2 separate regions of the Homo sapiens genome follow, and region 2 is linked to region 1. The links are chromatin loops, found by intact Hi-C in ENCODE. Cell type or tissue: adrenal gland. All regions are shown on one strand. Each heading gives the region's core, and the rest is flanking DNA. Links, peaks and the distances in the headings are about the cores only. Region 1 has its middle 27 kb from the start of SNORA63E. Region 2 has its middle 30 kb from the start of KLHL6.

Region 1 (8,331 bases), core at 33-8,032:
GAAAACTATGGCAGCCAAATCTCCTCCAAAACTAAGTAATAGCACACCTGCCGTACCCACAGTACTTTTGAGACCCTCTAGTTAGTATTATTGTAATGTATTATTGTAATTACTATCAACAATAGTCATAACAAGTGCTATTTTTTCTTTTTTTCTTTCTTTTCTTTTCTTTTCTTTTTTTTTTTTTTTTTTTTGAGACAGAGTATCACTCTGTCACCCAGGCTGGAGGGCAGTGGCATGATCTCGGCTCACTGCAACTTCCATCTCCTGGGTTCAAGTGATTCTCCTGCCTCCACCTCCCAAATAGCTGGGATTACAGGTGCCCGCCATGCCCGGCTAATTTTTTTTTTTTTTCTAGTAGAGACAGGGTTTTACCATGTTGGTCAGGCTAGTCTTGAACTCCTGACCTCAAGTGACCCACCCGCCTCAGCCTCCCAAAGTGCTGGGATTACACGCATGAGCCACTGCACCTGGCTAACAAGTGCTATTTTTTAGTTCCCATTATGTGCCATGGACTGCACATCATATACATTTTTGCTAATCCTTACACCAACCCTACACAATAGATATTTTTATCCTAATGTTAGAGATAAGGAAACTGATGCTCAGAGAGCTTAAGTGACTTACCCAAGATCACACAGCTAGTAAGTGACAGAGTGAGAATCAGGTCTGACTGCACTCAGGTCTGACGGACTCCGAATTGCCTCCTCTTGCCACTGGGCAATGGGCCTTTGAGTTGTTCCCTCACATGTCTGTGAGGCCAGACCCTGAGTCTGAGATTCTGGGGTCCCCTCAGTGCTGCCAGCTCCTTAGTCCCTAAGACTGTTAGGACCACAGAGCCCATGGCCAGTGAATCCAGCAGGGGAATAAATATGCAGATGATATAAGACAGCAAAAATCAGCCCAGGGCTGGGACTGGAAGGCCTGAGTGAGGAAAGGAACCTGCTCTCTAGGAGTCAGGACACCCCGGTCCTGGCCCTGACTCAGCTCCCACAGGGCCTTCAGCCAGTCCCCACAGGGCCCACAGCCTGGTGGTCAATCACTGTCCCTGGTGGGATACCCTGTGAGCCGCACTTTACTCCCCAGAGAACAAGGGGCTTTGCCTGCAGGATGCTGTCTAAGCTTTTCTGGTTCTGAGAATTCTGGGATTCTTCCAGGAGCCCTGGGGGATGCCTGGTCAATAGGTAACTGTCTCTGCTGCCAGGAACCCAGGGCCTGGGGGGAGACAGGCGAGGGCACGCCCAGAGCAGCTGCAGTTTTTATCAGGAGAGACGTGTCACCCAAGGGCCTGGATAAGACTCCCCCACTTCCGCAGCCCTCCTCCTGCTTTGTCTCCTAGGATAGAATAGAGCACGATAGGATGAGGTGGGACAGATGAGGACTTCACACACTGTAAGGGTAAACATTGTTTCGTCTGCTTGTGTTTGAATTCTATAAATGTATTTCTGTGTTGGGTAAAATTTGCGTCTCCCTGAGGTTGCACTCTAAGGAGTATGGAAAACCTGGCTCTAGACTAACTGGGCCCCCCGTGGTGCTCCAGGCATCCCCACCCTCACCTGTGGCACCTGGAGCTCCTGCTGTCACCGGCCCAGCTGGGTCCTGTGTCTTTCTCTGGTTGTCAGGGCCTGCGCTGACAGTCCCCCCACAGGGAGGTGGAATCTGGGGTTGACAGGGCTGGGAGGATCCTTCCTCTTTCCAGGCTCAGGCAAATCCTCGCCTGGAGGCGGGGAATGGGCTAGATGACCCCTGAAACAGTTCAGTCCAGGGTCTGAGAGCCCCTCTGTGCCCAGCGCTGTGCCCCCTCCCCTTCCTACGCTTCCCTGCAGGGCCCGCGAGAGAGAGGGGAAAGCAGCTGCCAGCTCCAGGCAGTCATTTTACCCCAGGTGCCACTTACCCTGCGGAGGGGCTGGAACCAGCTAATCATTTTACCTGGAGGTGCCACTTACCCTGCAGAGGGGCTGGAATCAGCTAATCATTTTACCTGGAGTTGTCATTTACCCTGCGGAGGGGCTGGAGCTTGTCCGGTTTTCCAGTTCCTGTGTTGCCTGCCAGCCCTGTCTACCCCAGGCTGTGGGTGTCTATGGCTGACAAAGGCCCCTGAGCCAGGCCAACCCCAGCCTCCCAGGGGGTGGCTCTGTGGTCCCTAGCAGCCCCAGCATCATCCAGGGCACAGAGGCCATGGACCCTGGAGACACAGCCCTTCCTATTCATCCAGGGCACGGCTCCCTCTGTCCCTCCATCTCTCCCTCACAGAGCTTTCAGCAAGATAGATGGTCATTCTCCTGTCCTCACTGTTTGCTCCTGGCATAAGGGGACCCCGGGGCTGGATGACTTCCCTAAAGAGGAGTCTCTCAGGGTTTCCTCAGGTGCTCCGAAGTCCTGTCTGGAGGATGAAGGTGGGGGGCACATCCCTGAGGCAGACTCCCCGCTGCCCTCCCTCCACCCTTCACCGATTCCCCATGTATTAGTTTTCTACAGCTATGTAATCAGTTTCCCAAACCTTAGTAGCTTGAAGCAACAAACATTTATTATCTCACAGTTTCTGAGGGGCAGTTTAGCTAAGTGGCTCTAGCTCAGGGTCTCTCATGAGCAGCTTTCAGCCAGGGCTGCAGTTCTCAGACGCCTTGAGGATTAGAGAATCTGCTTTCAAGAAAGCCTCATACTTTCTTGCAAGGTAACAAATAAGTGCTGTAGATCACCTAAGAAAACAGTGCTGTATTACGCTTTGTTACCGAGAACCCGCAAAAGGACAGCCTGGATTATGCTAAACAATGCAAGGGAAGGGTAGGGCAAGTGGCCAAATCCCTGATGGTAGAGGACAAATTCCAAAGCAAAGAAAAGCTGGCAGGACCAATTTATGAATTGTGAAAGCCTAACATTAAGGCATTGTACCATTTTTCCTGCCACAGGATCAGCTATCTTGCAATCAATGGCCTCTAAGACTCAATAATCCCGGGATAGGACCAGCTGCAGTCACTCTAAGAGCTCCCTCTGGGAGGGGAGGCCTGGCAGGGAACCGTGAGGACACAACAGAGCTCTAGGTCTGGCAGTTGAGACAGGAGCTTCTTTCCTTTTAGGAAAATTACCCCAGGCTGTCCTTGGCGGCACCCCATCACTAGGAGTGTAACTAAGGAGCTTGTGGTCATCTTTTGTCCCCTCGTGGACACTTTTAAAAGTGCAGCCCGGCCGCGCACGGCGGCTCATGCCTGTAATCCCCAGCACTTTGGGAGGCTGAGGCAGGCGGATCATGAGTTCAAGAGATCAAGACCATGCTGGCCAACATGGTGAAACACCATCTCTACTAAAAATACAAAAATTAGCCAGGTGTGGTGGCACGTGCCTGTAGTCCCAGCTACTCGAGAGGCTGAGGGAGGAGAATCACTTGAACCTGGGAGGCGGAGGTTGCAGTGAGCCGACATCGCGCCACTGCACTCCAGTGTGGTGACAGAGTGAGACTCTGTCTCAAAAAAAAAAAAAAAAGTGCAGCCTTTCCTCCTGTATGAGAGTCTGTTAGGGTGGAAGTAAACTCAGAAGTCACCTTCAACCACTAGGGGGTTTTATGGCACAGGTCCCTGGCCTTGCACAGATCACAGAGTGAGTTAGTAATAAGTATTTCCAGATTTTTTTTTCATGGTGACTCTAAAGTTGTGACATGCTTGATCTAAAATCTTTGAATCATAGAAGCATGGACTTAGATGAGACCTGCGACATCACCTCACGGCATTCCATATACCCGCTCCCTGCAAGCAGCGATGGGCAGAGCAGAAGCGTTGCCAGCCTTGGAGACCCCCACACTTGCGTTCAGTCTTTACTCTGGGAAGTCTCTGAGCCTCAGTTTTCTCATCCATATAGCATCAATTTACTTCACAGAGTTCATGCAAGAATTAAACAAAATGGTGTACGTCAGAGACTGCAAACTCAAGTGCCTTCGGGACCAAGTAGGTCAGTGGACACTGGCAAACCAGACTTACAAGCCCTTTTCTTTTTTCTTTTTTCTTTTTTTTTTTTTTTTTGAGATGGAGTTTCACTCTTGTTGCCCAGGCTGCAGTGCAATGGAACGATCTTGGCTCACTGCAACCTCCGGCTCCCGCGTTCAAGCAATTCTCCTGCCTCAGCCTCCCGAGTAGCTGGGATTACAGGCATGCGCCATCACCCCTAGCTAATTTTGTATTTTTAGTAGAGACGGGGCTTCACCATGTTGGTCAGGCTGGTCTCAAACTCCTGACCTCAGACGATCCGCCAGCCTCGGCCTCCCAAAGTGCTGGAATTACAGGCGTGAGCCACCGCGCCTGGCTTACGAGCCCTTTTCTAAAGGGAACAGTACCTGTTCTTTTCTGTCCAGTGAAGTAGGGATATGACCCCTGTGTTGCCAATTTTAAAAAATATGGCAGAGTCCAAAAAGGTATCTATGGTTTTCATTGTTCAACCTCTGGCGTGTGTAAAGTGTCCAAGAGGTGATCAATAATGGTGGTGGTAATTACTGGGGTGGCAGCTCCTCAGGACCCCCACACTGCCCCACCCCTACCCATACATTTCTCCCGGTAGGTGTTGATATAGTAACATTCTTGGAGTGTCACTGTGTACCTGGCACTGTGCTAAGTGCTATAGATATAAAAACCAGCAAGAAAACAGCCCCCAGCCCCGTGGGCCTTCAGTCAAGTAAGGACAATTACAGCAGCTAACATGTGCGGTGCATTTACAATCTGTTGGGCGATGAGCTAAGCATTCCACGTGTACGATCTCGTCTAATCCTCACCCAAACTCTATGAGGCATAGTCTATTATTACTGTACTTTCAGGATGAGGTGACTTAGAGTGGAGGTGAGTAACAAAGCCGCAGCCTTTTCTAACCCTCAGCACATCTCCAGGCTTGCTTCCTGCTGAGGATTGCAACCCACCTCCCAGGGAGATGAAGTCTCTAAAATTGGAAATAAAAATTTCAGCACCTAATTTCTAGCTTGCATCTGAATTGCCACACGTTCTTTTACAGGTTTTTTTTTTTGTTGTTGTTGTTTTTTGTTTTTGTTTTTGAGACGGAGTCTTGCTCCGTAGCCCAGGCTGGAGTGCAGTGGTGCGATCTCCACTCACCGCAAGCTCCGCCTCCCGGGTTCACGCCATTCTCCTGCCTCAGCCTCCCGAGTAGCTGGGACTACAGGTGCCCGCCACCACGCCCAGCTAATTTTTTGTATTTTTAATGGAGACGGAGTTTCACCGTGTTAGCCAGGATGGTCTCGATCTCCTGACCTCGTGATCTGCCCACCTCGGCCTCCCAAAGTGCTGGGATTACAGGCATGAGCCACCGCGCCCGGCCTACAGGTTTTTAAAATAGTTTGTTGGTTTGCATTTAGCCATTGAAATTTTTATTAGTTTGTTTTTTAATGTGCTGGATCTCAGGTCACATGATTTTAGGCTGCCAACAAGATCTTTTCAAAAATTAACTGGGCTTCCTGGGGCACACTAACTTAAGAGTTCTGGCTTTTGTCCCCTTTTGCCCATCCCCACTAACACCAGCACTGATGTTCCCACTGTCACCAAGATGCTGAATGGATAAGCGGTCACATGATCAAAGTACTGCCTTCCACCTACACTGGGAATGAGTTGGGATCGTAGCTCCTGGAAAGGCTTCCCCAACAACCCTAGGGTGTGTGAGTAGGCAATTTGGAGAGTCAGCCCCAGCCCACCGTAATATGAGTGCCCAGAACAGGATCATGCCCAAGACAGAGCATGGATTTGGAGAACAAACTCAATATACGTTGGATTCATAAAAACATTGGGCTCAGGGTGGCAATTCCTTGCTGTTACGCACCTGCGAACATAGCTGACTTGGATTTGCAAGCCACAAGCTTAGGTGTGGAACATTTGTGAGTCTCTAGCATTTCTGAACCTGTCTTAAGAGCTATCACCTTACTCTGATGACATTCCAAGTGCTTACACAGGCCTCTGAGACTCCCTACCATGGCTCTGAATTTAGTCCGGCTACACAGGCCTCTTGACTGTTCCTTACTTATTTATTTATTTATTTTTGAGATGGAGTCTCACTCCGTCACCCAGGCTGGAGTGCAGTGGCGCAATCTCGGCTCACTACAAGCTCTGCCTCCCATGTTCAAGCGATCCTCCTGCCTCAGCCTCCCAAGTAGCTGGGACTACAGGGATGCCACAATGACCAGCTAAATTTTTGTGTATTTTTAGTTCAGACAGGGTTTCACCATGTTGGCCAAGCTGGTCGCGAACTCCTGACCTCAAATGACCTGCCCATCCTGGCCTGCCAAAGTGCTGGGATTACAGGCATGAGCCACCGTGCCCAGCCATGACTGTTCCTTAAATACACAGAAGCCTCCCACCTCAGAGCCTCATTAGCTCTTCCCTCTGCCTGGAGTAAGCTTCCCCAGATACTCTCAGGCCTCTCATGCTCTCTTCACTCAAGCCTCTGTTTAAGTGTCTCTATCAGAAAGGTTGGCTGTGTTCATCCTAGCTCAAGTAGCATGCATCACCCTTCCCCTGAGTTACTTTCTTTGGACATTTATCTCTACTTGTCATTATATTATATGCTTGTTTGATTCTTGCCTGTCTCTCTCTACTAGAATGTTAGCTCATGTGAGCAGAGGCTTTGTTTTGTTCACAGATGGACAGAAATCATGCCTGGCACGTAGTAGGCGCTCAATGAATATTTGTTGCATTGTTTCACAAAGACTCACCCCATTCCTTCTTTCACTAATGTCTACTTAGAACTCAGAACAAAATCTAAGGCATCATTTTTCCTACAGATTCCTCCAGTGACCTTTTCCCGGAATGTGACATTCTACCAGAATGCACTTTGACAATTAAAAACCTCAGCATTTCTTCCTAGACTAGTTTTGTCACTGTCCTAATCTTTTTCTTTTTTTTTTTTTTTTCTATTTCTGGCTTGGTCTCATGTTTCAGGGAAATTACTCAATAGATGCTCCTATTACTACATTTTTACTATGAAAGAATAGAATTTCGGCCAGGCATAGTGGCTCATGTCTGTAATCCCAGCACTTTGGGAGGCCAAGGCAGGCGGAGGCGGATCACCTGAGGCCAGGAGTTCGAGACCAGCCTGACCAACATGGCAAAACCCTGTCTCTACTAAAAATACAAAAATTAGCTGGGCGTAGTGGCAGGTGCCTGTAATCCCCGCTACTCAGGAGGCCGAGGTAGGAGAATTGCTTGAATCCAGGAGGTGGAGGTTGCAGTGAGCTGAGATCTCACCATTGCATTCCGGCCTGGGCGACAGAAAAAAACAAACAAACTCAAAAAAACAAACTAACAAAAAAACTCAAAAAACTCAAAAAAAAACCTCAAAAAACTCAACAAAACAAACAAACTAACAAAAAAACAAAGAACAGAATTTCACCAACAAAAATCCTGTTTATCTAAGGCCAGACTTACAGATTTCTCTGCGCAGTCAGGTTTTCCCTCTGCCTTCTGTGTATTGCCGCTTTGTTAAATCAAGATGATATGGTTTGGCTGTGTCCCCACCCAAATCTCATCTTGAATTGTGGCTCCATAATCCTCAGGTGTCATGGGAGAGACCTGGTGGGAGGTAATTGAATAATGGGGGTAGGTTTTTCCCGTGCTGTTCTCGTGATAGTGAGTAAGTCTCACAAGATCTGATGGTTTTATAAAGGGCAGTTCCCCTGCACAGGCACTCCTTCCTGCTGCCATGTAAGACATGTCTTTGTTCCTCCTTCACCTCCTGCCATGATTGTGAGGCCTCCCCAGCCATGTGGAACTGTGAGTCCATTAAACCTCTTTCCTTTATAAATTACCTAGTCTCGGGTATTTCTTCACAGCATATGAAAATGGACTAATACACCAGGCTTTGCCACCCTCATCTCCCCTCACCCCTGCCCTGTCTGCCCAGGTCAGTGCCCTCCAGCCTTGTACCTTTCAGATATGGGTTGTGACCTGTGACCCATTTAGTGGGTGATGAAATTAATTTGGTGGCTTGTGAACAGCATTTTAAGAAAAAAATAGAATAGGAAATACAGAAAATGTGTTTCTTATTGTGATACATGTTCAAGAAAGTTTGAAAGCACTGCTCTGGCCTGTATGGGTCAAAGAAGCTTTAGTACTATTTTTCTCTTTAGTTGCCTTCAGCAGATTCTAGAAGAAGGGGCTTCGGCACTCCTGGCCTCGCACAGTGGGCCTGTGGTGGATTGTAGAAAATGGTCAGTTCTCTTTTAAAATGCTGCCAACAGCAGCGCAGGTGGTGGGCACACCTGTTCTTTTAACTGTATCTGTTTCATAAGGTAAGTATACCTGGGACACTGAAACTCTCAGTACCAACACTCCACTCATACCCTGCGCTCAG
Region 2 (8,331 bases), core at 87-8,086, 100 kb after region 1:
AACCCCGTCTCTACTAAAAATACAAAAATTAGCTGGGCATAGTGGTGTGTGCCTGTAATCCCAACTACTCAGGAGGCTGAGGCAGGAGAATTGCTTGAACCGGGGAGGTGGAAGTTGCAGTGATCTGAGATCGTGCTACTGCACTCCAGCCTGGGTGACAGAGCAAGACTCCGTCTCAAAAAAAAAAAAAAAAAAGTCCCTTTGCAAAAACATCCAGAACTAGACATATCTCACTACCCATACCCTACCCAGGACACCCTGGCCCTGCTTGTGTCTCTCCCTCCTTCTCCTTTCCCATCTTTTCAGTCACCACCAACCCCCAAGTGCAAATTTGCCTTAGGATTTCAGATGAGCCATTCAGCTCCTCCTCCCCAAGTTACCCAGGCTGGCCTTCAAGCAAACCCTTCAAGGAACAAATGGGCTATTTATTCATTGAGCAGAGGCCTTGACTTCATAGCTGTTTTTCTCTAATGTTCATCCTCCTGAAAGACAGCTGCCATTTCAAAGAGCCATTGACTCTTTGCTTTTGCTTTTCTGATGATGATACAATGAAAATCAAGCACAATGACTTTCTTCGTCATCTTCCATAAACAGTGGAAACTGTCCCCCCGCCCAACCTTTCTATTGCAGGTGCCTGGCCTATGGTAAGTGCACTCAGCTTTTCCAAGCTTAGAATAAACTGCTGAAATTACAAATTGGCAGGTGGTTTGGCCCTACTGGTTTATAGTGCTAGCTACTTAGGTTTAAAAATGGAAAGGGGGCCAGGTGTGGTGGCTCCTGCCTGTAATCCCAACACTTTGGGAGGCCGAGGTGGGTTGCAGTGAGCTGAGATTGAGCCACTGCATTCACTCCAGCCTCGGCAATAGAGTGAGACTCCATCTCAAAATAAAAAAAAAAAAAAATTATATATATATATATATATATATACATATATATACATAAGCAGAAAGGGTTTTAGTTTAAAATCCTGGTCAGACCAGGTCACAGCCCAAGGTCTGGCAGGCCCCATTTGGTTGACAAGCTCTGTATCAGCCTGTCTCAGGAGTGCTGCTGCCTGGACATTGGGCAGCTTACAAACAGGGCAAGTGGCTGGCTTTGTTTACCCTCATGTCATTTTTGGCTGGACAGTCATTTTGCTCTTTCCTCTGATCCTTCTCTGCCCTCCCTCCCCACACATCGAAAGCCAAAAGGGAGCAGATTCTAATTTTCTACATTCTCTGAAAAAATCAAACACTCACTTTCCATGTGTGTATGTATATATACACATTCATACACATATATGCACATATGTATATGTATGCATACATATGTATGTTTGTGCATATACATACGTTCATAGACTCCTAGAGTTCATCATAGTAATATTCAACCTTGGACAGCATGTTAAAATCACCTGAAGACAGTTTTTTTGTTGTTTTTTTGTTTTTTGAGATGGAGTCTCCCTCTTGTCACCCAGGCTGGAGTGCAATGGCGCGATCTTAGCCCACTGCAAGCTCTGCCTCCCGGGTTCAAGTGATTCTCCTGCCTCAGCTCCCCGAGTAGCTGGGATTACAGGTGCGCACCATCACGCCCAGCAAATTTGTGTGTTTTTAGCAGAGACTGCTAGTCTCTGCAGTGATTACAGAGTGCTAGTCAAGTCTGACCAGTAGCAACATAACAGCATCATCTGGGATGCAGAGTCTCAGGCCACATCCCAGACCTACTGAATCAGAATCTGCATTTTAACAGAGCCCAGTAATTCGTGTGCATGTTACAACTTGAGAAGCCCCGATCTAGTCAAGCTTTCATTTGGCAGATGAGGCCCAGAGAGGCTGAGTGATTTCAGGGGTCATGCTGTTAACTGGAGACTCAGATAGGACTGGAGCCCAGATCTCTTTACTGCTATTTCCATCACATTATCATTGTTCAGATTTAGCCAATGGTTAGATATTCCTCAAAAGTTTGTCATCTTTCTCAAGTTTATCACAGCTCTCTATGATTTCCTCTGTTCACACACACAAAAAATCACATTTAAAAAACATTTAAGGTTTTATTTTCTGCTGGTAGAGGACAAAATGATTAGATGGCATGACAAAAAAAAATTGAGAAAGGCATCACGGATAGATATAAAGAAAAGATGGAAGACATTTAGCAAAATGATTGCCACCTAATTTGTGGATCAGGAGACTGCAGGGCCATAGCTGATCTTGATAAAGAGGACAAAGTCTGCCTGCAATCTAGCAAGTGTGCCTCTTGTGACAGCCCAGAACTCAGCATGGGTGAGACACCAAAGTCTTCATCTTGGACCTGAGGAGATCTAAAAAGTGGGGCAGGTTATTTATAGGCTTGCAAGTTTCATAGATACGTTTGGTGTGAGAATAGTCCACATTTCATTATCACACATCATGGAAATGAAAAAAAAAATCCTATAGATCCATAGAAGACAAAGTTTTGCAGTCAGGGAGGCAGACTATGTCAGGAATTCGATCAATCCTACACTTCCCCAACCCTAGGAAACTGAGGGAAGCCCCTCCCACCAGGTTCCAGGCTCAGCCTTCCAGCTGCGCACCCTGTGCAGCTACTTTAAGCCCTCACACCCACCTCCAGAGTCACACCAGCCCCACAGGGAAGGAAACCCCCTCACAGATTTGCTATCCACAGCCTTCATTTGAAACAGCCTCTTTGGCCATTCCTCACACTTTCTTTCATTCTGTTTACGCTGCTTGTTTTGGGGGGTGATTTTGGCTCTCCACCCTGGCCACATGGCCTCAGGCTGCTTCAAGCAAACAGCCCTCCCCCATCTGACCTGACTGTGATCCTTGTACCCTGGCTCCACTCCTGTAAGTAGAACTATCTCCAGTCCTGAGAGTGGCATCAGGCCACCTACCATCAGTCCCAGGCCCAGGGGCACTCCTTCCTGAGTCCCTTGTCCCACCTTCTTAACACCATGGAAGCACCTTCCCAGCATTACTGTACCCATAAGGCTGCTGAAAGAAGAGGCCTCAGCCTTGGAGACCGAGAGCTGACTGATGCCATAGGGCTGACCCCAGTCGCTCCCTGCCCTGAAGCCTTTGCTGGGGTATTTTTCTGGCATATTAATGCAGTTTGTAATGTCCCAGCTGTGGCTCTGAGAAGAGGCGGAATGAATGGTGTTTTTGGTTTGCTGCCAGACGAGGGTGATCCGCATCCAAGGACACGTTCCTTATGTGATAAACACTGCTCCTCTGGCCATCTCTGGCAATAGTGAGCTCAAATAGCAGAAAACTCGTCTGTGAATGGCAAGGATTGCTGAAAAGTAACTCTCTGCCACTCCAAGGGGATATGCTATCAGGGAAAATACCCCTCTGCAAAGACATGCAGAATCTATGTTCCAGCCCCTTGGAGGCCTGCTCTCAGGAAGCCAGCTGGAAGCCAGGCCCAGACTGGGGCTGCACCAGAGAAGGAGGCAGCAGCTGTTACCAGATAATTAAAGTTAGGCCAAGTACAGATGAGTTCAGGAGGCTGATGTGAGAGTCAGGGTCAGGCAGGACATGAATCAGCTCAGGCCTGTAAAAAACCATTAGCTGTCAACAAAGGACAGGAACAGCCTATCTAAGCACTGTTCAAAGGTAAGAAAACTCTTAACTGTAGGGACATAACGAGTCTTCCTTCACAGAGCACCAACACCAGATCCTCTCTCTCACTCCCAATTGGCTTCGACTGGAGTCTGTTTTGGAGATACTGAGGAATCCCTGTGTCTCTTGTTATCAGATAATTTAACTAACAGGAAGCTCTTTTTCCTAGCTTGTGACATGATGAATGGATCAATGGGTGACTTCGTGAATAAGAGAGGGAAGTAGAAACAGGTGTACTCTATGGATAGAACCAATAGCAAAGATTTTGTTTAAGGACAGTTGGACTTATCAAACTGTCTCTAGAACCATACTGACAGTGAGTTTCAGGAATGCCCCAGTGAAGCTAGGGGTACAATCTTCATAGACTTCATGGACCAAGGGCAACAGTCATAACAACAGCAATCAGTTAGAGAGTTGAGAGTTAAACAGTTAGAGAGTTGCTGCTATGGTCAAGAATTGTGTTACATGCTGTATTAGGATTCTTGCTGCTGAGTAAAAAAACCCAGCTCAAATGGACACATTGGATATCAACCTTTACCAAAATTCATTTGAAAATAAACTTTTTGTTTTAAAATATTTGGTTTCTCTACAAGGCTCAAATCCTCTAAGGTTTATAGAGATAGGAGGAGAAAGGTAAGACAGACTTTGCATTTTATCATGCCTATAAAGTGTTTTAGCATGCTGAGTTGTAAGCCAAAAATCTACCACCATAACGATCATACCACTATTTGTTGGGTCCTTTCCATGTATCAAACCACTGAACCCAAACAACTTTGCAAAGGGTAATTTTGTCATAGACGAAGATTACGGTTCAGAGAGGTTAAGCAAATTTCCCAAGATCATTAAGCCATACGTGACAGAGATGGAATTTGAGCCCAGGTGTCTCTGACCCCCAAAGCCCATGTGTTTTCCACCATAGCGTGTTGGTCAAATAGTCATTGGCGTCTATTGCTATTTGCAGTTTGAATTTGGTTGTGAGGAGGGGATGGGGGTTATAAACACACAATGGGGCCAGGTGCGGTGGCTCACGCCCGTAATCCCAGCACTTTGGGAGGCTGAGGCAGGCAGATCACGAGGTCAGGAGATCGAGACCATCCTGGCTAACATGGAGAAACACTGTCTCTACGAAAAATACAAAAAAATTAGCTGGGCATGGTGGCGGGCACCTGTAGTCCCAGCTACTCAGGAGGCTGAGGCAGGAGAATGATGTGAACCTGGGGGGGCGGAGCTTGCAGTGAGCTGAGATCGTGCCACTGCACTCCAGCCTGGGCAACAGAGCGAGACTCCATCTCAAATAAATAAATAAAAATAAAAAATTAATAAATACACAATGATATCCCCAAATTTCTCATTGTTTCTATGGCTCACAGAACCTCACCCAAGACACCGTGGATCTTCTATTAGTTGGGTGTGCACGAGACATTTTTCAGCCTTAGGAGGTCTTGAGGGCTCCAGTGTAGGTACATGCTCTGATTGCAAGGAGGGAGGTGTCCACCTGTGCCCTCTGCATGGAAGGGATTGTCACTCTGTATGGCCATCAAAGGGTGGAATGCTTAAAGTATTGCCCTTCTTGCCATTCTAGCAGGATTTTCTTGGAGAGGGGCTGCCCAAGCCTTGAGAAGTTTTCTTATCTTTCATCTTCTAACTCAAAAGAAAACGAAATGAATTTCTGTTAACATCTAGTGTCCCCTGGCCCTGAACATTCTCCTATCCTTCTCTTCCCAGGTAACACAGTGGTGTAGGGCGGCGGCTCACTCAGTTGGAGGAAACCACACCTTCAAGCAACATCCTCTCCTCGGAACGAGCTTTAAAGGTCTTATGGTTTCACTCTGGGCTCATCTAACTCAGTCTACATAGTTCCTCCAGAGGATACTTACACATGGGTGAATGTTGCCCCTTTCATTCATTTATTCACTGAGTATTTACTGAGCACCTACTATCTGCCAGATACTATTCTAGGTGCCAAGAATACTTGTGTGAATAAGACAGAAAGGTCTCTATCTCAATGAAATTTATATTGTGATAAAAGAGATAGACAATAATTAAACAAGTAGTGAGATAATTTAAATGTTTGACTAGTGCTATGGACAAAAGAAATATAGTGATTAGATAGAGAGTAACACAGGGTGCAGGAGAACCTGCTTTAGAAAGAGTGCTCAGGGCCAGGCAAGGTGGCTTATGCATGTAATCTCAGCATTTTGGGAAGCCGAGACAGGGGGATCACTTGAGGCCAGGAGTTCAATACCAGCTTGGACACCATAGCAAGGCCCCATCTCTACAAAAACATAAGAAAAATTAGCCAGGCCTGGTGGTGTACACCTGTAGCCCCAGCTACTTGGGAGGCTGAGGTGGGAGGATCGCTTGAGGCCGGGACTTCAAGGATGCAATGAGGTATGATCGTGCTACTGAACTCCAGCCTGGGTGACACAGTGGGGCCCTGTCTCTAAGGAAAAAAGAAAAGAAAAGAAAAGGAAAGGAAAGGAAAGAAAGCTTGCTGAGAAAAAGCCTCCCCAAGAAGTTGATATTTGAGCAGAGATCTGAAGGTTGACAAAGACCCAGTCTTACAAGAGTCAGTAGAAGAACATTCTAGGCAGGGAGAACAGGAAGTAGGCAGGAAACTGGGACAGTCAAGCAAAAGCAGCTGCAGCTTAGTGAGCAAGAGAGAGTAGTCAGTTGTAACGAAAGAGGAAGACAGGGACTAGGTCATGGAGGCTTTTCTAGGCCATGGTTAGTAGTTTGAAGTTTATTCTACATGAAGAAGGAAAATAATAGAAGATTTAAGTAGGGCAGTGACATGCATGATTAGATTTAAATGTTTAAAAATCCACTCTTGTGGCCGGGCGCGGTGGCTCACGCCTGTAATCCCAGCACTTTGGGAGGCTGAGATTGGTGGATCACCTAAGGTCCAGAGTTTGAGACCAGCCTGGCCAACATGGTGAAACCTCGTCTCTACTAAAAGTACAAAAAAACTTAGCTGGGCATGGTGGTACACGCCTATAGTCCCAACTACTCAGGGAGGCTGAGGCATGAGAATCACTTGATCCCAGAAGGCAGAGGTTGCAGTGAGTCAAGATAGCGCCACTGCACTCCAGCCTGGGGGACAGAGGGAGACTCCATCTCAAAAAAAAAAAAAAAAAAAAAAGAAATCCATCCTCGTGATGTAGAAAACAGACTAAACAGGGAAGTGGAAGAAGGGAGGCCAGATAGGAGGGTTTGACTGTAGTCCAGGCAAAAGATTATGGCGCCTTGGACTGGGGGTGACAGCAGAGATGGCAGGAAGAGGATGCATTTGGGATATATTCTTCAGGTAGAATTGGCAAGACTTTGTCATGAGCTGAATGCAGGCGGGGAGGACGAGGAAGAAATCTAAAACGATTCCTCAATGTGGGGTTTAAGCAACTGTTTGGAAGATTATGCTCTTTATTATATAATTTAACAAACTATATGGAAAAAATTGGAAAAAAAAACAGATGGTGAAGATGGGGCAGGGAAATTTGGGCATATTAAGATGCCTATTAGAGGTCCATGTAAAGTTGCCGGTGGCAATTGGATTCATGATTCTGGGGCCCAGATGAAATATTTGGGCTAAAGGTACACATTTGGAAGTCACCCCCTTAGGAGAAGTTAAAGCCATGAAACGGAAAAAGAGAGAAGACCCAGGACAGGACTTGGGGCATAAGTTCATTTAAAGGTTGGATAGCAGAAATAGCCAGTTTTAATGATACATTGAGCAAGAGGGAAGCACGCAGTGTAATCAGAAAACCACTTTATTCTTTTCCTCCACTACCTGTTCAAGCCATCCCCTCCATGGAACTAGTTGTTCCCTGCTCCCTTGAACAAAACTGAAGGGGATTGTGTGACTTTTGTGGACATTCTTAAATAATATAAAGCCATCTGGTCACTGCTGGTCACACACACATAGAGAGAGAAAGAGAGAGTCTCATTTCAATAAGCGTTATGAATGGTAATAAGAAAGTATTCCAAATTCATGAAGAGTTGAGGCTCTCTGCTCCAGCCTGGCTGCCTCCAGTGGGAGTCAGCTGTCCTCTATTTCACCTGAAATGTGACGTCCTCTTTCCCAGCTCATTTGGCTGCCTCTGGTTCCTCTAGAATGGAAGCAGAGTGGGGAGGTAGAAAGGGACAGGGCAGGAAAGATCCTACGTGGCTAGTCTTGTCGTAAACTAATAAGAGCTGTCTGGGCTTTCCAGGCATCTAGAGCTTATTCTTTCTCTTTTGGGACAATATTATGGTTTCTTCAGACTCATCTTTGGAAATCTTACAATGGCAGTTCCCATGCTGTAAGTAAATGCATCTCCTAGGGCTGGTCACTTACAATTCCTCTTTCACTGCCTTGGAATCTAATAGTACATCTCCAACACTTGTTTGTGGTTGGGTTTTTTTCTCCAAGCAGCCCTCCTGGGCAGGATCTAAGAAAACCTCAAGCTTGCTTGCTTTCTCTGTGAGTGCTACCTCAGGCCCGTGGGAAGCACTCATAAGCATCATTTGCCCCAACATAGCACCATCTCTTCTCCCTGCCATTAGAACAGCTAGCCGGCCAAGGGCAGACTCTAGTCCACTGTGATCCACCTTCTAAGTGCTCCCCAGTAAAGCCCCTTTCCCTACACTGGTCAGGAGGGGCAAGCATCCCCCACTGCTTCTGTACGATGGGGAAAAACTCATAGGGCACATCTCTCTAAACAAATTTTCTCTCCAATTTCTTACGCACCTTGGTCTCATT

What was found. Peaks named below come from ENCODE experiments on the same cell type or tissue, not always from the same donor. Only the 100,000 strongest peaks of a DNase experiment are listed, where the experiment ranks them.
Region 2: a loop joins it to region 1, with 2.2 times the contacts of the local background. A loop is called at or near these places in 5 of 110 quality-filtered maps.

Annotation. Positions count from the first base shown.
Region 1 is chr3:183,476,993-183,485,323 of GRCh38, forward strand. No RefSeq gene overlaps it. Among named protein-coding and RNA genes, the nearest start is that of SNORA63E, 27 kb to the left of the region's middle. RefSeq lists enhancers at 1,207-1,742, 3,439-3,488. In adrenal gland, for the core only: CTCF peaks have their summits at 3,192 and 3,400; DNase peaks (open chromatin) are centred at 1,039, 1,459, 1,549, 2,579 and 1 weaker place; H3K27ac peaks cover 1,397 bases.
Region 2 is chr3:183,581,302-183,589,632 of GRCh38, forward strand. No RefSeq gene overlaps it. Among named protein-coding and RNA genes, the nearest start is that of KLHL6, 30 kb to the left of the region's middle. In adrenal gland, for the core only: no CTCF peak of the experiment used is centred there; DNase peaks (open chromatin) are centred at 2,940 and 3,180; H3K27ac peaks cover 1,996 bases.